2 separate regions of the Mus musculus genome follow, and region 2 is linked to region 1. Evidence: chromatin contacts called from ENCODE Hi-C data. All regions are on one chromosome and are shown on one strand. Each heading gives the region's core, a stretch centred on a gene start or an enhancer-like site at or near the end of the contact. The rest is flanking DNA. Distances are from core to core; before and after follow the strand shown.

What was found. A loop is a pair of places that touch in the nucleus more often than their neighbours do.
Region 2: a map of T-helper 17 cell shows a loop between it and region 1 (4-fold over the local background). The contact joins the promoter of Utp3 here to the promoter of Ythdc1 in region 1. A Hi-C loop is called at or near these places in 2 of 37 maps with a recorded cell type or tissue (T-helper 17 cell and T-helper 2 cell).

What each region holds. Positions count from the first base shown.
Region 1 is chr5:86,799,809-86,806,879 of GRCm38, forward strand. It overlaps Ythdc1 (YTH domain containing 1), which reads left to right and starts at 4,458. Exons shown (of 17, transcript NM_001347375.1): 1 at 4,458-4,783. The coding sequence starts at 4,756.
Region 2 is chr5:88,550,132-88,557,202 of GRCm38, forward strand. It overlaps Utp3 (UTP3 small subunit processome component), which reads left to right and starts at 4,331. Exons shown (of 1, transcript NM_023054.2): 1 at 4,331-5,959. The coding sequence starts at 4,483. The coding sequence ends at 5,892.

The DNA of each region.
Region 1 (7,071 bases), core at 3,208-5,707:
GAAGTAAGTGTGGTATATGCACCCAGAGCCACCTTCTTTGTCCTCCTTTTATTCCATTCCAGCCTCGGCCAGTGAGATGGGGGACTCAGATAGAAGGAGTCACTTTCCTTCTTAGTAAATTGTCTCAAATACCCTCATGTTATTTGATACAACTTTTCTTGGGGAGATGTCTATTCATCCCCAGATAGGGAACACATGACAGCCCAAAGAAAGTAAGTTGGTGAACCAATGAGTTTTATTGAGATTACTTATAGGAGCAGAAATGACTCAAAGACAGGTATATCACCAAAATCCTCCCAAGCATGGGTGACAGCTCACAAAAGCTGGGAACCTGGGACACAATGCCCAGCCTGTAGGCAGCTCAAAAGTTTGGAAAGGAATGTCTGTTCTAAGTATCTCAGTGGTTCTAAATCTCTTTCAGGCAGCTTATCTGGTCTCAGAGTCTTCTTTGCAAGGCTGGCTTGTCTGAGAGTGACGCATGCCTTTTATTGTTTTCTCTGGCAGGTAGAGGACCCTAGAGAATGTGGTAAATTTCAGGGACTTCCTGAGTTAGTTTGAATTGTTTACTCTTTCTGATTACTGTTTCTGTCCCTGAAGGATGGAATGTTTCAATCTCAGAGGAAATTGTTTTTTTTTTTAATTTTTATTGGTTATTTTATTTATTTACATTTCAAATGTTATCCCCCCTTCCTGTTTTTCTCTTCACAAGCCCCCATCCCATGCCCCCTTCCTTCCATCTTCTATGAGGGTGCTCCCCTCCACCTACCCCACCCACTCACATCTTACACCCTAGCATTTCCCTACTGTGGGGCATCGAGCTTTCACAGGACCAAGGGCCTTCCCTACCATTGATGCCAGATAAAGTTATCCTCTGCTACATATGCAACTAGAGCCATGGGCCCCTCCATGTGTATTCTTTGGTTAGTGGTTTAGTCCCTGAGAGCTCTGAGGTATCTGGTTAGTTGATATTGTTGTTCTTCCTATGGGTTGCAAACCCCTTCAGCTACTTCAGTCTTTCCTCTAACTCCTCCATTGGGGTCCCACTGCTCAGCTCCATGGTTGGCTGCAAAGATCCACATCTGTATTGGTAAGGCTCTGGCACAGCCTCTCAGGAGACAGCTATATCAGGCTCCTGTCAGTAAGCACTTCTTATCATCAGCAATAGTGTCTGGGTTTGGTAACTGTATGTGGGATGGATCCCCAGGTGGGACTGTCTCTGAATGGCCTTTCCTTCAGTCTCTATTCCACACTTTGTCAGAGAAAACTACTGTTATGTAACACCTCAGACATACCTGAAGGGACACGATCCCACTTGAGCGGGAGGCTCTGGCAGGCCTTGCCCTTTTATACCATTTCTTTAGTCTTGCTGAAAACCATTAGATTACATTCCTAAAACTAGCCACCAAGGTCTAATTACTTATTTGGCCACTTCTTCCTCCTAAAGCTGACTACCAAAGTCCAGCTATGAGTATTGAAGAGCAGCAATCAAAAGCTTTCTTTATCTCACCTAATTAACATGCCCAATTAAAATGAAACACCTCATTCTAATATGGGATTTTCCCTTTTCCCTTTATAAATTGCCATTTGCCTATAAGCCACATCTGTTTTCTATCTACAGGCAGTCCTTTCTCTTCCAGGACAAATACCCCTGCACCCTCTCTCTTGTCCCCTTTTCCTTCTTCCACATCCTCTATCTCTTAACCTCTGCTCTTCTGAGGCAAGTAAATATCTCCTTTTTGTTGAGAATTTGGTCTTGGGGCTTCTGAGCAGATACCATAACTTACAACACCCAAGTGTGCCTCACCAATCTAGATAATTCAGAGTCTAGTCAAATTGACAATACAACGAGTCACCATAGATAGAAGTCCTAATACGAGGAGGCACCTAGCATCTGATTTTCTACTGTTGTCTTTTGTTTATTTAAGACTGGGTTTCCCTGTGTAGCCCTAGCTGCCCTGAAACTTACTATGTAGACCATGCTGGCCTCAGAGATCTGCCTGCCTCTGTCTCCTCCATGCTAGGATTAAAGGCCTCTGCCACCACACCCAGTTTTATTTAATTACTATATGTACATATAATGTATTACACATAGCTAGTTGCAGTGATGTTTATTTCATTAGTGATTGCAAAATGGTGATGTCTTAGTTGTATGGCTCTTTGACTATGGCACATTGGCATTACCAGTTACTTATTTTGGTACCTCTAAGTTACAATTTGAATGGGAAAGACAGAATAAGTGATCGTTTCTCTCTATCCAAGTGTTATAAACCCCAGTATGCTAGGATGTACCGGCTCTTGTGAGGTGGACGCATGAGGGTCATGGAATTCTAGAGAGTCAAGAATATACTTTTTGAGAAAGTGAGGCTTTCCCAAGAAATAAAACCAAAAGTGGTAAATGTGACTGGCTGGTCTTCTACTATCATCCAAGGGATTCTGACAAGCAGCTCAAACTACAAGTCTACGTGTGTAGACTTGCTTTTACATTCTATAGGATGGTTCTTTGGAGTATCCAGGGTGTTTTCACTTCCTACCTTTCAGTAGGCTTACTCCAAGTTATTTTCCCTGAAGATCTCGTACTACTGTTTGTTTGGTTTGGTTTTTCTGTGTAGCCCTGGCTGTCCTGGAACTTGCTTTTAGACTACGCAGGCCTAAAATCCAAGAGATCTGCGCTTCAGCTTCCCAAGTGCTTGGATTAAAGGCATGTGATGCCACCACCAGTGGGCAGTGACTTTTGTCAAACATCATCTCAGTACTTGTCTTCTCATTCACCTCCATTCCTGGTTACTGGAATGCCCCGCAGATCTTCATTCACCTCCATTCCTGGTTACTGGAATGCCCCGCAGATCTTCATTCACCTCCATTCCTGGCTACTCGAATGCCCCTCAGATCTTCATTCACCTCCATTCCTGGTTACTGGAATGCCCCGCAGATCTTCATTCACCTCCATTCCTGGTTACTGGAATGCCCCGCAGATCTTCATTCACCTCCATTCCTGGTTACTGGAATGCCCCGCAGATCTTCATTCACCTCCATTCCTGGTTACTGGAATGCCCCTCAGATCTTCATAAAGTCTTTGTATGTGCTTTCCGAAGACAATTAGTGCTTATTTGTTATTGTCTCTTATCTTTTACCATCAGTCTTCACCTCCACAGGAGGGCCTCTGTACTAGCTTTTCTCCATAAAAAGGGGTCTTATCACTATAGCAACTGTCTGTCTGTCTGTCTGTCTGTCTCTCTCTCTGTTTTCCAAGTCAAGGTTTCTCTGTGTAGCCCTGGCTGTCTTGGATCTTGCTTTGTAGACCAGGCTGTTCTTGAACTCAGATATCTGCTTGCCTCCTCCCTAATGGGAGGATTAAAGGTATGCATCACCCTTTTCTAGCTAGCTTTTTTTTTTTTTAATAAAGTTCACAATTTTCTTTTTCCCTTTTGTCTTTTTTCTTCCTTTCCATTTTTTTTTGTTTGTTTTTCTTTTGAGCTAAGGTTTCACTGTAGCCCTGGCTATCCCAGTACTGTTCACTCTATAGACCAGGCTGGGCTCTAACTCAGAGATTCCCCTGCCTCTGCTTTCAGAATGCTGGGTTTCAAGGTGTGCACCACCACTCCTGGCGTCAGCACAACTTTCAATTTGTTTACTCAAACCTTGGCTGCCTTAACTAGAAGATAAACTCAGACTTCCTTTGAGGGAGAACACATTTGTTTGTTTATTTTTGAAGCAGGGTTTCTGTGTAGCCATGGGTGTCTTGGAACTCAATCTGTATGCCAGGATGGCCTCGAACTCACAGGGATCCTCCTGCCTCTGCCTCTGCCTCTGCCTCTCCAGTGCTGGGATTAAAGATGAGCCCAAATACCACCCAACAATAAAGCTATTCTTAACCCCTGGTCCTAGAACAATATTTAAAAAGAAGTAGTAGACACTACTAATCAAATAAAAGAAAATTAAATATATAAAAAAGACATAGCCGGGCAGTGGTGGTTTATGCCTTTAATCTCAGCACTTGGGAGGCATAGGCAGGCGGATTTCTGAGTTCGAGGCCAGCCTGGTCTACAGAGTGAGTTCCAGGACAGCCAGGGCCACACAGAGAAACCCTGTCTCGTAAAACCAAAGAAAGACATAACACCCTTTCTGATGGTGTCTCACACTAACCATTCAAGGCCTTCCAAACGTTTCTGGTGAGATGTCTGCATCCTTGAGCTGTAGGAAGCACAGCAGAGAAGCCTAAATACCGATTATCCTCTGGAACGAGGGCGGTTCCCTGGACGTCAAGTTTGCGCGCGGGGCGGGACGACGTGCCGAAGTCACGCCCTCTTACGTCCCGCTTCTCGCTCCAGTCCCCGTCCCCGCCTCCGCCCCCGCCCCGGTTCCCCGCACTGTGACGTTCCGCGAGAGGCACAGAGCGTAAACAGCGCAAGGCATTTCGGGAGCGGGATTGTTTCGCGCAGGAAGCAGGCTCCATTTTAGCGCCGCCCGGCGTCGCCATCTGTGTCTCTCTCCTCCCCCTTGTCTCTGTGGTGGCCGAACCCCAACAGGAAGGCTGAAGCCCGCGCCGACCGAGGCCAGAGAGCCAGGCGGGAAGAGAACCAGAGCACGGGAGGAAGGGTTGCGCGTAGGAAGCTGAGTGGAGCAGGTCAGGTCGAAGCGCGCGGCCCGCCGGACGGACTGACGGACGGACTCGTGCGCCTGCGGCCGCGTCTGCGGCGCCCGCGCGACTCGCGTCCCGGCGGCGGCGGTGGCGGCGGCGGAAGCCGGAGGGCAGCCATGGCGGCCGACAGCCGGGAGGAGAAAGGTGAGTGTGGAGGACGGGGCCTCGGGGCGGCCGGGCGAGGGGACCTAGGAGCCGCGGCCTGCGGGCGAGGCGGGAGGTTAGGGCCTCGCGCAGAGCAGGCGGCCGCATCGTGACCCGCTCCTTGCGAGGCCTGGCCTGCTGGGCCCGGCGTCCTCGTCTCTGCGGCGGCTCCCACCTCGACCAGGGCTTTGCTTCTCTCGTCACTCCCGGGAGCGGTTGGGAGAGGGCTTGCTTTGAGGAACTTGCCCCCGGGCACGTTTCCTGGCCGGATTATGCGGATGTAATGCGTATTTTTCTGAACTGTCGTCTTTTTGGTTGACTTTTTTCGAAAATAACGTCACAGTTAGCATTGTTAGACTAGTGAGTAGACTAGTTTAATTCATTCAGGTGGATTATTAATCATGAGAAATACCTGTAAGTAGCTTCTCACTGATCTTTTGGATAAGCTAAGAATCGCTTCTTTTATTCCTCGAGTATTTACTTTGGAAAGAAAGATATTAGGAAAAAAACAAACAAACAAACAAACACCCATGCCCCTTCTTCCAAAAGTCCTAGCAACGGATCTCCCAGAATAGTGCAGAGTTCTCAAAAGATTCAGCGAGGAATACGTAGGTGGAGGCTAGAGAGACTTGGAAAGATAAAAAGAAAACATTTTAGTTGATAAAATGTCATTTCTTCTGAAATACTATATAGAGACCACAGATGCCAGTATAGGATCCAGACCATAGAAGATACTCGTCTAGATGGGATGCAGTCTTGAGAGAGTTCTCAGCTCTGGGACTATCGCGACAGTCTTAGAAGAAAATAGTGCACACTTGCTGCCCTGCATTTCACAAATCTCTGCTTGTGGCTCATTAAATTTGAGGTGGAGATTTGTTAAGTGGGCTGAACAGTCATTAAAGCTTTTTTCCACTTTTCTGGTCTGTCTTGAGTGGGAATATGTTTAAAGATCTGTCTTTGTCATAAGCATCCTCCCCCCCCCCCCCCCCTTAGGGACATGGTTTCCATGTAGCCCTGCCTGTTCTGGAACTTGATTTGCAGACAGGCTGGCCTCAAACTTGAGAGATCTGCCTGCTTCTGCCTCCTGAGTGCAAGGCATGTGCCATCACTGCCCAGTTGAAGCAATTCTCGATGCACACATTGCAGTTTATTTTTTATTCTGAAACTAAACCTGTTCCTCGAGACATTCTGAAGGACTGTGAAGGAAGAATTCTGATAGTGAATAAAGGACTATCTTATTATATAAAGTCAGTTGTAAAAAAAAAAAAAAAAACCTGAAGATCCTTTCAACCTTTGATTGGCAGGATAAGATTTATGACTTAGTAGTTTTGGTGGCTGCCATGGTAGATGAACCAAACACAAAAGCGATTAAAATTCAGTTGTCAGTATAGTTTCTATTAAAGTGAAGATAATTTAGAAATCAGTAATATACAACAATGCACAGTGAAGTAATGATCATTTGCTTTTAGAAGTGGACTTAATATTGAAGATGCACTTTAAACACAAAAACTCGATTATTGAGTTGTGATGTCATTCGTCACCAATGCTTAGAATATTTGGAAATAGTTTTTTAAAACTTAATTTTTCTAATTGTGCTTTATTTGAATTTTCTGGTACAAGTGACTTTTTTATAGTTAAAATCAAGATTATTTCTCTATACTAGCAGCTAGTAAATACCTACTGGAAGTGCTTAGTGTTACTTGATCATTGTCACTCACCTATGAAAGTCAGTATTAAAACGAATAAGTACCTTTAATCCCAGCACTTGGGAGGCAGAGGCAGGCAGATTTCCGAGTTCGAGGCCAGCCTGGTCTACAGAGTGAGTTCCAGGACAAGTCAGGACTACACAGAGAAACCGTGTCTCGAAAAAACAAAAAACCAAAACAAAAAAACCGAATAAGTAATACTTAAAGAAAAGTGAGAATGTTAAGAGAAATTTGTATCATTTGTTATGTGTTTAACAGGAAAGTACGAAGATTATAAGAATCTTAGTCATAATGGTGGCAATGTAGGCCTTTAATCCCAGCACTTAGGAGGCAGAGGCAAGTAGATCTCTTGAGTACAAAGCCAGCTTGGTTTACAGAATGAGTTCTGGAGCAGGTAAGATTCCTTTTTATGGGAGAAGAGAAATGTCCCATAAAAAGGAATCTTAATCATGCTAAAACTTAAGCCTTTAATAAATTCATAACTTTTGGAAACTCTTGATTAAAAAACAAGTCTCAGAAAATAAGAAAGTTGCAATTATGCGTGTTAATCACAATGAATTTTAGAGTCATAGGAATTCTTAA
Region 2 (7,071 bases), core at 3,081-5,580, 1.8 Mb after region 1:
TCTAACTCCAGTTCTGCACAAACTTTTTCACAAGATAGAAGTAGAAGGTATTCTACCCAACTCATTTTATGAAGCCACTATTACTCTGATACCTAAACCACAGAAAGATCCAACAAAGATAGAGAACTTCAGACCAATTTCTCTTATGAACATCGATGCAAAAATCCTTAATAAAATTCTCGCTAACCGAATCCAAGAACACATTAAAGCAATCATCCATCCTGACCAAGTAGGTTTTATTCCAGGGATGCAGGGATGGTTTAATATACGAAAATCCATCAATGTAATCCATTATATAAACAAACTCAAAGACAAAAACCACATGATCATCTCGTTAGATGCAGAAAAAGCATTTGACAAGATCCAACACCCATTCATGATAAAAGTTCTGGAAAGATCAGGAATTCAAGGCCAATACCTAAACATGATAAAAGCAATATACAGCAAACCAGTAGCCAACATCAAAGTAAATGGAGAGAAGCTGGAAGCAATCCCACTAAAATCAGGGACTAGACAAGGCTGCCCACTTTCTCCCTACCTTTTCAACATAGTACTTGAAGTATTAGCCAGAGCAATTCGACAACAAAAGGAGATCAAGGGGATACAAATTGGAAAAGAGGAAGTCAAAATATCACTTTTTGCAGATGATATGATAGTATATATAAGTGACCCTAAAAATTCCAACAGAGAACTCCTAAACCTGATAAACAGCTTCGGTGAAGTAGCTGGATATAAAATTAACTCAAACAAGTCAATGGCCTTTCTCTACACAAAGAATAAACAGGCTGAGAAAGAAATTAGGGAAACAACACCCTTCTCAATAGCCACAAATAATATAAAATATCTCGGCGTGACTCTAACGAAGGAAGTGAAAGATCTGTATGATAAAAACTTCAAGTCCCTGAAGAAAGAAATTAAAGAAGATCTCAGAAGATGGAAAGATCTCCCATGCTCATGGATTGGCAGGACCAACATTGTAAAAATGGCTATCTTGCCAAAAGCAATCTACAGATTCAATGCAATCCCCATTAAAATTCCAACTCAATTCTTCAACGAATTAGAAGGAGCAATTTGCAAATTCATCTGGAATAACAAAAAACCGAGGATAGCAAAAACTCTTCTCAAGGATAAAAGAACCTCTGGTGGAATCACCATGCCTGACCTAAAGCTTTACTACAGAGCAATTGTGATAAAAACTGCATGGTACTGGTATAGAGACAGACAAGTGGACCAATGGAATAGAATTGAAGACCCAGAAATGAACCCACACACCTATGGTCACTTGATCTTCGACAAGGGAGCCAAAACCATCCAGTGGAAGAAAGACAGCATTTTCAACAATTGGTGCTGGCACAACTGGTTGTTATCATGTAGAAGAATGCGAATCGATCCATACTTATCTCCTTGTACTAAGGTCAAATCTAAGTGGATCAAGGAACTTCACATAAAATCAGAGACACTGAAACTTATAGAGGAGAAAGTGGGGAAAAGCCTTGAAGATATGGGCACAGGGGAAAAATTCCTGAACAGAACAGCAATGGCTTGTGCTGTAAGATCGAGAATTGACAAATGGGACCTAATGAAACTCCAAAGTTTCTGCAAGGCAAAAGACACTGTCTATAAGACAAAAAGACCACCAACAGACTGGGAAAGGATCTTTACCTATCCTAAATCAGATAGGGGACTAATATCCAACATATATAAAGAACTCAAGAAGGTGGACTTCAGAAAATCAAATAACCCCCTTAAAAAATGGGGCTCAGAACTGAACAAAGAATTCTCACCTGAGGAATACCGAATGGCAGAGAAGCACCTGAAAAAATGTTCAACATCCTTAATCATCAGGGAAATGCAAATCAAAACAACCCTGAGATTCCACCTCACACCAGTGAGAATGGCTAAGATCAAAAATTCAGGTGACAGCAGATGCTGGCGAGGATGTGGAGAAAGAGGAACACTCCTCCATTGTTGGTGGGATTGCAGGCTTGTACAACCACTCTGGAAATCAGTCTGGCGGTTCCTCAGAAAATTGGACATAGTACTACCGGAGGATCCAGCAATACCTCTCCTGGGCATATATCCAGAAGAAGCCCCAACTGGTAAGAAGGACACATGCTCCACTATGTTCATAGCAGCCTTATTTATAATAGCCAGAAACTGGAAAGAACCCAGATGCCCCTCAACAGAGGAATGGATACAGAAAATGTGGTACATCTACACAATGGAGTACTACTCAGCTATTAAAAAGAATGAATTTATGAAATTCCTAGCCAAATGGATGGACCTGGAGAGCATCATCCTGAGTGAGGTAACACAATCACAAAGGAACTCACACAATATGTACTCACTGATAAGTGGATACTAGCCCAAAACCTAGGATACCCACGATATAAGATACAATTTCCTAAACACATGAAACTCAAGAAAAATGAAGACTGAAGTGTGGACACTATGCCCCTCCTTAGAAGTGGGAACAAAACACCCATGGAAGGAGTTACAGAAACAAAGTTTGGAGCTGAGATGAAAGGATGGACCATGTAGAGACTGCCATATCCAGGGATCCACCCCATAATCAGCATCCAAACGCTGACACCATTGCATATACTAGCAAGATTTTATCGAAAGGACCCAGATGTAGCTGTCTCTTGTGAGACTATGCCGGGGCCTAGCAAACACAGAAGTGGATGCTCACAGTCAGCTAATGGATGGTTCACAGGGCTCCCAATGGAGGAGCTAGAGAAAGTACCCAAGGAGCTAAAGGGATCTTCAACCCTATAGGTGGAACAACATTATGAACTAACCAGTACCCCTGAGCTCTTGACTCTAGCTGCATATGTATCAAAAGATGGCCTAGTCGGCCATCACTGGAAAGAGAGGCCCATTGGACACGCAGACTTTGTGTGCCCCGGTACAGGGGAACGCCAGGGCCAAAGGGGGGGAGTGGGTGGGTAGGGGAGTGGGGGTGGGTGGGTAAGGGGGACTTTTGGTATAGCATTGGAAATGTAAATGAGCTAAATACCTAATAAAAAATGGAAAAAAAAAAAAAAGAAAAAAAAGACAAGACCCCATGTGGTATGCATAATCACGACTTTGTATATCCTTTTAAATAAGGAAGCTGACATAAAAGGTCATACATTTGAGATAGCTTAGGTGGTAGCCCTGTCTACTAAGCTTGACACCAGTTCGATTCTCTTAGACCCATATGTCACTTCTCCCATTTGACTGAGTTTTCTGTTTGGTGTACCCGTGCGCCCTCCTAAACCACAAGGTCTCCTATTTTGGCCTTTATCTCTTTTCCTTTTCCTCTTCTTCCTCTTCCCTCCTCTTTCCTCCTCCCCACTTCTTCTCCCCTTCTCCCTCTCTCCCCTCTCCCTCTTCTTTCTCTTCTCCTCCCCTCCCTTGTTAAATCTATTTTGCTCATTTCCTTCCTTCATTCTCCTCTCTCCTCTCCCCTCCCTCCCTTGTTAAATCTATTTTGCTCATTTCCTTCCTTTATTCTCCCCTCCCCTCCCCCCCCCCATCTCTGCCTAAAACGCTGCCACGGAAGTTTGGTGCTTGATCAATGTTGAAGAACACAACAATGAATAATCATTAAATGTTGCAACCCAATTCTATACATAGGAGGCTGTCCGCGGCTGACAGCCTCACAGTTTTCCAGAACGTCTAGAAAAGCGAAGCTATTCCAGTAGAAGGACACCGCGCGTCTTTTACTCTTCCCGGTTACATCGTCCCCAAAAAACCCCGAAGTCCTCTCTCGGGTCGCCTAAAAGCAGAGACTCGCCGCGCGGGGCCCGGAAACGCGGCGCCTACGGTAGCAACTCCCAGGCAAAAACAGAGAAAAGCACCAATCCGGGAGGCTGAGGCTGACAACATGGCGAGTCCCGGCTTCAGAAGTCAAGACAGACAAAAAACAAAACTAAACAAAACACAAACAAAACCCTGACTAACTTCCACTCTGGCAAACGGAGAACACGAAACCGTGAGCTGGGCAACTATCTAGCGTGGCCCAGTGGGCGCCCTGCCGACGCGTGGGAACGTAGATGCCCCGCGCCCTCTGTCGGCCGCGGGCTGTCTCGCGGCGTCCCTGGCGGGATTCCGGCTTCACGCCGGAAGTCACCAGAGAGAGAGAGAGCTCGGAAGTAGCCACAAAAGGATCCGCGGAACGGAAATATCCTTGGCCTAGCGTTCCTACCCGGAAGTTTTCATTCGCCGGAACCGACTGGTTTTTAAAAAGACACGGCGGCGGGATTACGCTGGGGGGGGGGGGGGGAGCGGAAGTTTAGGCGCGCGCGCTGCGCGGAGAGCACCCTGGGAGCGGAAGGAAACAGGCCTTTCCCAGACTCTCTGCTCCGGTGGTCACCGACTTGGGTTCGCGGAGCGTGCTGGTGCTGAAAGCCTCCGCTTGCCGGCATCATTCTGGGCGGAGGTCAGAAGTGGCGGAAATCGCGGCGTCGCTTGGGAACCCGGGACCGCTGGTGAGCCATGGTGAAGAAATCACGGCGGCGTGGAGCGGCTCAGTGGGCCGCCGTGCGGGCCCAGGCAGGTCTCACCGCCACGGACGAAAATGAGGACGACTTGGGGTTGCCGCCCTCTCCAGGGGACTCCAGCTACTACCAAGACCAGGTAGATGAGTTCCATGAAGCGCGATCTCGGGCAGTCCTGGCCAAGGGCTGGAACGAAGTCGAGAGTGGGGAGGAGGATGGCGATGAGGAGGAAGAGGTGCTACCTCTAGATATTGATGATGGAGATGACGAAGATGGAGAGAGTTCGGAGGAGGAGGAGGTTGGAGAGGATGATGACGGCGGAAGCTCCGTGCAGAGTGAGGCTGAGGCCTCTGTGGACCCTAGCTTGTCCTGGGGTCAGAGAAAAAAGCTTTATTACGATACGGACTATGGTTCCAAATCCCGAGGCCGTCAGAGTCAGCAAGAAGTAGAAGAGGAGGAAAGAGAAGAAGAGGAGGAGGCACAGATAATTCAGCGGCGCTTGGCCCAAGCCCTGCAAGAGGATGATTTTGGAGTCGCTTGGGTGGAGGCCTTTGCAAAGCCGGTGCCCCAGGTAGACGAAGCTGAGACAAGGGTTGTGAAGGATTTGGCTAAAGTCTCGGTAAAAGAGAAGCTGAAAATGTTGAAGAAAGAATCACCAGAGCTCTTAGAGCTCATAGAAGACCTCCAAGCCAAGTTGACAGAGGTGAAGGATGAGTTAGAACCCTTGTTACAGTTGGTGGAGAAAGGGGTCATTCCAACTGGAAGAGGAAGCGAATACCTGAAGACTAAGTATAATCTCTACTTGAACTATTGCGCCAACATTAGCTTTTATTTGATCTTAAAAGCCCGGAGAGTCCCTGCACATGGACATCCTGTTATAGAAAGGCTTGTTACCTACAGAAATCTGATCAACAAGCTGTCGGTTGTGGATCAGAAACTGTCCTCTGAAATCCGTCACCTCCTCACAGCCAAGGATGGTGCTGTAAAGAAAGAAATGACTCCAAAAGCAAAATTAACCAAAACCAAGCCCAAGTCTGTAAAGCAGGCTGCTGCTGTTGCCCTGACTGATGAGCCTGATTTTGATGGGGCTGCTCTCAAGTACTATAAGGAAATGGAAGACAGGCAAGAGTTGAAGAGAAAGAAGGAAGAAAACAGTGCTGAAGAACAGGCTCTCGAAGAACAAAATGCAAAGAGAGCCATTACCTACCAGATTGCTAAAAATAGGGGACTTACACCCAGGAGAAAGAAGATTGATAGAAATCCCAGAGTGAAACATAGGGAAAAGTTCAGAAAAGCCAAAATCCGACGACGAGGCCAGGTTCGTGAAGTTCGCAGAGAAGAACAGCGGTACAGTGGTGAACTCTCTGGCATTCGTGCTGGAGTTAAGAAGAGCATTAAGCTTAAGTAAAGTTGCTCTTTGGCCTAGCTTTTGGCAATTATTTTAGGTCAATAAAAAGTGTTTTGAAGTAAAGTGATTGTGTTTGTAATACCTATTTTTTTTTCTTTAAGTTTAAAATTTGTTGTCAGCAGGGAATTAGGGGTTGCTGCTTTGGGCTTTGTTGGTTGGTCTTTTGTACTGGGTGCTGAGAACTTGAACCTGGAGCCTGTGCATAACTAACCAAGCACTCATACAAGTGAGCTGTCTCCAGCCCGGGGTTGCTACTTTATTCATCCATTAAAGTCCTACTAAGAATTGTAATTGGAGGGTAAAAAAACTGTGTAATATTTTAGCACATTAGCCTAGAAAGTTTCCCCACCTAGTTGTGCAGTGTTAATGAAATTAACACTTTAACACTTTTATATAAGTTTTCATGTGGAGACAATGAAAACCTTTGACAGTCATGGGGGGGGGGTTGTTTGTTTCTTTTTTGTAAGATAGCCTGCAAAAGTGATCTAACAGATTTCAATTATAATTGTAATTCTTGGGACAGAATATTTGTACATATGCATTTACCGTGCATCTGTGGTAAAAAGCAGCTTTGGTTAAATGTGACAGAAAGGATAATTGCACCAATTGTATTTTTTTAATAATCCTTTTTATGGTAACTAAGGTAGAAATTCCATATCCCCTCTGCTGGTGATTGGTGGTGGTTGCTATTTGATTCTCAGTTTGCTGGGAATTTTAAGGTTAAACTTGCTCTAAGCAATTGTCTACTCTCTGTACAAAGATGATGTGGTTGTAATAGTCACGGATAAAGACGCTACAATTCTAAGTTGAGCTGATTTGGTGGGTTGGGGCCCTTGTTCTGCAAACATGCAGACCTGAATTTGAGTTCTAAACAACAACAGTTACCTGTGCCTGTAGCCCCAGTTTTGGGAAGAGGAGATAGGTAGATCCCAGTAACTCACTGGCCTGCCAGGCTAGCCAAAAGCAAGCTTCCAGCTCAGTGAGGGACCAATCAAGGCAGAAAGGTCAGAGGAAGGCACCAAGGTACCCTGCTCCTGCATGAGTGCATTTCACTTGGCCCTATTATCCACATTTTGAAAATGAGGAAATTTGGAGCAGAGAGAATTAACTTTGTCAAAATCACAAAGCTTTTATGCATCACAGGCAGGATTTCAGCCCAGCCTTGCTAGCTTTAGAGCT